2 separate regions of the Homo sapiens genome follow, and region 2 is linked to region 1. A link is an interaction called in ENCODE POLR2A ChIA-PET data of the cell type or tissue named here. Cell type or tissue: Caco-2. All regions are shown on one strand.

Evidence for each region. ChIA-PET counts read pairs that join two places held together with the same protein. Peaks named below come from ENCODE experiments on the same cell type or tissue, not always from the same donor. Only the 100,000 strongest peaks of a DNase experiment are listed, where the experiment ranks them.
Region 2: POLR2A ChIA-PET joins it to region 1 with 6 read pairs; 3 of 35 experiments call an interaction of 5 or more read pairs at or near these places.

What each region holds. Positions count from the first base shown.
Region 1 is chr14:102,724,044-102,728,043 of GRCh38, reverse strand. It overlaps RCOR1 (REST corepressor 1), which reads right to left. Exons shown (of 12, transcript NM_015156.4): 12 at 1-1,576. The coding sequence ends at 1,538. Among named protein-coding and RNA genes, the nearest start is that of TRAF3, 51 kb to the left of the region's middle. In Caco-2, no CTCF peak of the experiment used is centred here; a DNase peak (open chromatin) is centred at 1,777.
Region 2 is chr14:102,899,449-102,903,448 of GRCh38, reverse strand. TRAF3 (TNF receptor associated factor 3) reads right to left here. Exons shown (of 12, transcript NM_145725.3): 11 at 20-194. Among named protein-coding and RNA genes, the nearest start is that of AMN, 21 kb to the left of the region's middle. RefSeq lists enhancers at 1,516-1,945, 2,264-2,763, 2,764-3,265. In Caco-2, no CTCF peak of the experiment used is centred here; no DNase peak of the experiment used is centred here.

The DNA.
Region 1 (4,000 bases):
CATATTTTAAATTCTTCAGAATTCTGTTTAGGCCTTAAAGCATCTGCATTTTTTTGGTATTGAAAGCAGGAAAAAAATCCAAATGATGCAAACAACAACAACAACAACAAAAGCGACTTCAGCGTATTGAGTGCAGTCTGAATGGCCGTGGGGTGGGAACAGGGTATGTTAGAATGCAGGCTGTCTGCTCAACCCTCAGCAGGCCCATGGTCTGATAAGATAACAAAAGTGATTCTGGAAGTCTCAAAATGTTTATTAGAAATTTTTACTTGTTCCCAGTCCAACCAAAAGGCATTACAGACCACTCTGTAGGTTATTTCTTTTCATCTCAGTCTCACTAGACCAATACATTGATCACTTCTCTGTCCTGTACTCTGATATGAAAAGAGAGTGCATGGTGTTTGTGTAATCACATCAGCACATGAAGGACACAAACTGACATACAGAGTGCCACATAAAAGGCCAGGCACACCGAGAGAACGCGGAACAACGCGCAGCTTTCATAAACCAGCGCCAGCTATTCTAATATCCTGACATTTAAAATCTGCACTGTCAGAATCTGCAGCAAGCTCTCCCCTGTCTCCTAATCTCAGTGATGTCATCTTTGGCTAGCAAATAACTTGAAAGAAGAAATAAGACACTAAAACAGAAAAAGGATTGATAACCATGGTTGCCAAAAGGAGAAGGCACCAATTCCAAATTTACAAGCACCAGGTACAGTGATGTGGGCCGAACCTCTTGGAGGTGGGGGGGTGGGGGGGGTCAGGAAAAGATGGGGTGGCAACCACCCTGGGGTCACAATGCTGAAAAGTTGAAGGCAGAAAGCATTGAGGTCCACGTTCCCTTTAAGCTACAGTGTCCAACGACAGTTGCAGTAAATGATCTTTGTAACACTTGGGAAGGGAGAAGAGGGAGATTTAAGCCAACTCAATTTATAAATCATAACTGTACCCCATGTTTAGGGAAATGTGAGTTGCATCAGGATGCTTGGCATGATAAAGGTTATGATGCAGTCTGGCAATATATATTAGTTTCCAAAAAAGCGTATTATCACTTAGGTGGTTGTCTCAGAAAAGAACAAAAGAAACTTTCTAGAAGGCCAACAGGGTCGCGGTGACTCTGAAAATGACTCTATGCACAAAGTAGAAACTGCAGGCCATGCAGGAACAGAGTCGGGCCTTCCAAGGAGACTGCCTGCTCTGAAGCTGCTGACTGGGAAGAGCTGCCATTGGTGGGGCTCGGGGGCTCCGGCGGGAGAGGCGGTTCCCAGAGTCACAAGAGATGTGCAGGCCGTGAGACTTCCCCAGCACGTGGGCAGAGTGTGAGATGCAGTGGAGCTCTCTGGGAAGTGGCGCCAACATGGAGGAACGAGCAAAGAATTAAGGCAGATGGAGCACAGGACTGGAAGTATATGCCTTTTTTGGTAATAGCTGCTTGTCCAGAGAGATGTGATGCAGATGGCTAGGTGATGTCTCATAATACCTGATATCCCGGATAACACAGTAGTCCACACCAAGTGTTCAAAGCCACCAGTTTCTCAGGAGGCAGATGCATATCTGACATCCAGAACAGGAGCCTGAGGCCAAGAGGAAAAAAAAAAAAAAAAGGATCAAAGAGTAGGTAAACAACACAAGCTGCTATTTCCAGTGTACTGAAAAGAGAAGGTAGCCAGCAAACCTGCAGAGCAAACACCGAGTTCTTTTTTTTTTTTTTGGAGGGGAGACAGGTCTCACTCTGTCTCCCAGGCTGGAGTGCAGTGGCGCTATCTCGGCTCGCTGCAACCTCCGCCTCCTGGGTCAAGCGATTCCTCTGCCTCAGCCTCTCAAGTAGCCGCAACTACAGGCACCTGCCTCCACGCCCAGCTAATTTTTGTACCTTCAGTAGAGACGGGGTTTCACCATGTTGGCCGGGCTGGTCTCGAACTCCTGACCTCGTGATCTGCCTGCCTCGGCCTCCCAAAGTGCTGGGATTACATGTGTGGGCCCCCACGCCCAGCCCACCATGTTCTTAAGGGCAGGGCAAGCGTGTGGCCTCTCCAGCCAGACGTCTTGGCCTCAAACCCCAATATGTGCAAAGAAGTTATCAGTGTTTTTGAGTTTCAGTTTCTTCATGTGCAGAAGACACATAGTGATAATACCTACTTCACCAGGATTAAATTTAAGTGCCTGAAAACGGCCCGGCACAGTGGCTCACGCCTGTAATCCCAGCACTTTGGGAGGCTGAGGCAGGTGGATCACTTGATGTCAGGAATTCGAGACCAGCCTGGCCAAAAAGGCAAAACCTATCTACTGAAAAGAAATATTGGCCGTGCGTGGTGGCGCACACCTGTAGTCCCAGCTACTTGGGAGGCTGAGGCACGAGAATCAAGAGCTCGGGAGATGGAGGCTGCAGTGAGCTAAGATCGTACCACTGCACTCCACTTGCTCTGGGCAACAGAACAAGACTCCGTCTCAAAAACACAAATGAACAAAAAAACCTGAAAAGGGCATATAAGCACAGTGGCAGCCCTAACTCCTCTCACTGGCTTGAGGGCATGCTGTGGCACCCAGCCCGTTCAGCACCCAGTCACTGGTTCTAGCTGGGATACAGGAGCCCATACGATCCCAGGATCTTCTTTAAAAGCTATGAGGCATTTCCTAACTCCCCTCTCCCATTTTTTAAAAAGGACTCCCAGACCCAAACCTAAAGGCTGCATAGCGTCTTACTGCTCTCTGCCATGCTCATGGCATCTCATTGCTGGAGAAACAACTGGGCCATGCATCCAAAATCGCAAAGTGATTGTTCCTTCAGCTAAAAACCATACCATGTACAAGAACTGTTCTTAGATACAGGAGGAGATTTCTCCTCACTGGTAACAGACTTAATCATTTCATAATTTTAAGTGACATCTTTCTGTCCAATCCATGGCATCCTTTCTTCAGTGTAAGGTTGGATATGACACTGTTCCCAACCCACCCTTGTCCACGTCAAATAACTATGAATTTCAAAAGCTCAAAATGCCTTGGGCTACCTACCTGCCTCTAAGCCCTGAAGGAAATAATCTATAACTGACAGACCATTCTGTTACTAGAACTTCTAGGAATTCTCATGTTCTCCCTGTGGCTTCTGCATAATACATAAAACCTGAGGGCAGAAGGGACAGGCAAGACACCAGCAGACATCTTTCTCAGCTGTTGGACTCTACAGGACAAATAAAAAGGTGAAATTACACACACCCCAAGTTCTGTGGACTCACCAGACAGACAAGTAAGCCAGCATTCTAACAAGTTCCCTTAGGCCCTTGGACACAGAGAAGCAGCTGGTCACTAGATTAATTTCCTTCTGCAAACTAACATATGGAGAACATAAAACTAGGTGGCAGGGCAGGGGTGGCACTACAAGAAGCAGAAAAAGAAAGAAACTCAAGAAATAGGCCGGGCACGGTGGCTCATGCCTGTAATCCCAGCACTTTGGGAGGCAGAGGCGAGCGGATCACTTGAGATCAGCAGTTTTGAAACCAGCCTGGTCAACATGCCGAAACCCCATCTCTACTAAAAATACAAAAATTAGCCAAGCATGGTGGTGCACACCCATAATCCCAGCTACTAGGGAGGCTGAGGGCTGAGGCAGGAGAAGCACTTGAACCTGGGAGATGGAGGTTGCAGTGAGCCGAGATTGAGCCACTGCACTCCAGCCTGGGTGACAGAGGGAGACTCTGTCTCAAAAAAAAAAGAAAAGAAAGGTATGAGGGGGTACATTTTAAATGACTAGCGGAGTGAAAAAGTTTGTAAAGGGATATAAGGACTATGAAACTAAACACGAGTTAGATAATACCATTCTTCATTTTGTTTTGCAGAGAAGGCTGGGTAAATAGAGACATGGAAGATCAATCACCAAGGAAAAACTATGATCTGCTGCTTGGAGGAGCCATAACTAGACTGTGAAAAGAAAGACGGTACTTTGATAATGCAATCCACACGGTAAGTGGATCATTACGGAAGAACCTTCTGGGCTAATAACA
Region 2 (4,000 bases), 180 kb before region 1:
GCCCCGGCCCCTGCCTCACCTGTGTTCCGAGCCACTTGCCCCGCGCTCTTGTCCACGCTCTCCAGCTCGGTCACGCGGTTCTGGAGGGACTCCACGCTGCTCTTCATGCTGTCTGCTTCCTCCCAGTTCTGCCGGAAGGGCCGGATCTCCTTGTCAAGCTCCTTCAGTTTCTCTGCTTGGCTGTCTATCACTCGCTTCCAAACCAAAGGTGTTAAAAAGCAAAACACAGTTAGGACTCGGAAAATGCTGCACCACCTTCCATCAAATACAGACAGGCTAGGAGCAGAACAGTCAGAGGCCCCTGTATGAGGCCTGCCACCCGCGGCTCTGACTCCAGGAGTGGGGCTCTGCATCAGGCCTCCTGGGAGCTCCCTGGGATCAAGTGCTTGTGCCGGCAGGGAGCACTCGAGGTGACATGAAGCCACATGGAAGAAAACAACAGGAGGCTCCACTAAGTCAGCTTGCTTTGTCAACAGAGAGCCATCAGGAAAGCAAAGTGACAGGTGGCAAGTGTTCAGAAGACCAGGGGAGAGGTCTCCACTGTCTCTGGGGCAGGCAGCAGCTCATGCTTCTGCTGCCCACAGCAGGCTTCCCTGTTTCACAGTGGCACTGGTGCCGCCTGCCCGCCTGTTTCTCACACACCCACACCCTGGCATCAGCCAACCCCACCAGCTCTCCTGTTCAGATACCAGGATCCGACCTCACCCTCACACTCCCATGTGTCCCTCCCAGCTCTTCTCCCAGGCCACAGCACCTGTGCGGGGCCACAAGGCTCCCATGGACATCTCCTCTGCAGCCCTCGTATACCTCGGGGGCCATAATACAGAGGGTCCCTGCTTCCCAGAGAGGCCTCACCCCTGTAAGTGCAGGTCCCACGGGACAGGTGGCCCTGCATGGCTGCCACAGGGTCTCAGGTTTAGGATGCCAGAATCATGCCCATGTGGCCTCATCTTCCCTTGGAACGTCTAAAGGCCTCCTACCCTGCTGCTGGGTCTGGGGCAGAAGCACAGTCCTGTCTCTGTGGCTGCAGGGGGTTCCCCAGAACGACCCCAGGGTCCCAGGAGAAGACTCCCACTCCTCAGACCCCTCCCACCTGGATGGTGGCAGGAAAGGGCCCCAAGGCATGTCCTCAGGCCCTAGGTGAAACCCAGTGGGCCGATGCTGCAGACGCAGGGGTCTTCCCCCTCCAGCTCCACACTCAGGCTGCCAGGCCCCAGCGAGGGAGGCAGGAACGCAGAAACCCTGCCACGAACACACGAGGCTGCCAGTAACCAGGCCTGACTTTATGCTACTTCATTTAACTAATTCAGAAAGCCCTTTCCCAAAACACACAGGCTGCTCATATTTGTCACTACCTGGAGGGGTGGGAGCTGTACTCCGCCCTGGTGGCCCAGTCTGTGTTAAGGGGCTGGAGTGTCCACCTGTGAGATGAAGCCAGGGACTTAAAGGGTTTTCACTTCAAAAAATGATGTGCATTTTCAAGCAGCTTGTGATGGCTGGAGAGTTCAGTGCTCAATGCAGCTGTGGAATGACTGAGCCACCTCACAAGCTGAGGGCCACACCGGGTGCTCGAGGGGCGGGCCCCAGGGCCCCCTGAATTCACTTCTCCTTTTGGAAGTCTATTTTTAAACATCTAGGTTTCAGCACCTTTGCTGGCTGTTATTAACCACAAAGACACAAACATGACAGGTCTGGGTGGCTTTTTGGGCGTAAAAGCAGTGTTATTCTTCCTGTTCTTTCCAAGAAACATGATATTAGTTAACCTCTAAAAAGTAAGGATAATTTCTCTAAAGAACACCTCTTTCCACTGTCACTGTCCCTTTAAACTGACACTGTCACTGTCCCTTTATTTTACACAATCATACATGTTCAGAAGGATATTTAATTAGCTCACCAAGTCTATTTGCTGGGGGACAATACCACTGACGACACTGAACATCCAAATACACGGCTCCTCTAGTGAGCACCGGAAGCCTCTCGCATCTCCACCTTCTAACACGCACACTGAGCTGGCAGGGGTGCTCGCGAGTGGCAGGGGAAAGTTAATGAAAACCTGATCAACAGAGGTCTGAGAGACGCCCTTTGTAACTTAGCAAACCCCGAAATGAAGCATGAGTCCCAGGCAGGGTGGCCCAAGACAAGCTGCGCCTCACGCTGAGCCTCAGGCCCCCGAGGTTAAGAGGGGGATGGCACCGAGCCACCCCTCCCCGCGATTGTGCTACGCAAGGGCACGCCTGACCTCAAGCACAGAACGGGGAGTCTCCAGCAAGGACTCCCCCACACAGCAGGGGCCCCCGAGTCAGGAACACACAACATGCGTGCACCGCATGCACAGACCAGCACGACTAAATAAAAGGCGTCTCCATGAGCAGCAAGGGAACTCGGGCTATTTTTAAAACAGGCACTTCATCTGTATCAATGGCACCATTTCAAAGCAGAACGCAGAGTCACATCAAGTGTTCTCTAAAACGCAGCAAACGTGATTTCATCCTTGAAGAACGGTCTACACTCAGTCACTGCAGTTTCTATAAAAAATAAATCTCAAGTGCAGGTATGGAATTGTACAGAAAAAAGACTCCGACACAGAGCTGAAGAGACAGACTGCACTCCACATCAACAATCCAAATCAGAAGGTTTGCCTTCAGGGAGCATCAGCCCGTGAGCCTTATACACTTGCATGCCAGGGCTGCAACCGTGTCACCTGCTGTGATGCCTCACTCTCAGGCCACTGCGACCCTGGCACACAAGCCCGGCGCTGTGAGAAGCCCGGTGGTGCCGGCAGCCTGAGTGAAGGCCGCGTGGATGGACGTCCCTGCCTTCTGTCCCAGTGCGTGCTCCTCTACGTGTGCCCTGTGGACCCCCTGACTGTAAGAACCACCAGTTCATCTAGTCCACTGACACCAGAAGCCTGGGTCATGCTCGCACCTATGCTATCTTCTTTTTTTTCTTTGAGACAGTCTTGCTCTGTCACCCAGTCTCGAGTGCAATGGCGCAATCTTTGCTCACTGCAACCTCTGCCGCCTGGGTTCAAGTGATTCTTCTGCCTCAGCCTCCCGAGTAGCTGGGATTACAGATGCCTGCCACTGCGCCCAGCTAATTTTTCTATTTTTAGTAGAGACGGGGTTTCGCCATCTTGGCCAGGCTGGTCTTGAACTCCTGACCTCGTGATCCACCCGCCTCGGCCTTCCAAAGTGCTGGGAATATGGGTGTGAGCCACCGTGTCCGGCCTACCGGCCTAGGCTGTCTTTTTTTTTTTTTTTTTTTTTTTCCGAGACGGAGTCTTGCTCTTTCTCCCACGCCTGACTGCAGCGGCGCTATCTCGGCTCACTGCAAGTTCCGCCTCCCGGGTTCACACCATTCTCCTGCCTCAGCCTCCCGAGTAGCTGGGACTACAGGCGCCCACCACCGCACCTGGCTAATTTTTTGTATTTTTAGTAGAGACGGGGTTTCACCGTGTTAGCCAGGATGGTCTCGATCTCCTGACCTCATGATCCGCCCGCCTCGGCCTCCCAAAGTGCTGGGATTACAGATGTGAGCCACTGCATCCGGCCTGGCTGTCTTCTTAATAAAGAAAAACAGGATATTTAAGAAGTAAAATATTAAGAACTCATCGTTCCCCGGACAGGCAAAAAAGCAAAGACACTCTTGAATTCCACTCCTTGACCCCCTGCCTGCACCCCCACTGCCACAGCCAGGCCATCGGGCCCTCTGTGCTTCGACTCCCGCCATCACCAGGGCTTTAGGGTCTACTGGAGAATCAGACAAGGAAGAAAGAAGAAGACCCCAAGTGACGTGTGCCCTCATCACCTAGCTGGTCCACAAACATGGCTGGAGGAGTGCCTGGAGCTGGCCAGGAAGGGAAGCAGGAGAAAAAGACATCTGTGCAGCAGCATGGAGCTTGTCAAGGAACAATGAGCGGGTCCACTTTAGCGCAGGGAGTGGGGCGAAGCTGGGAAGGTGACCGGTGGCCAGGCACAGAGGTTTTCTGGGCCACAGTAAG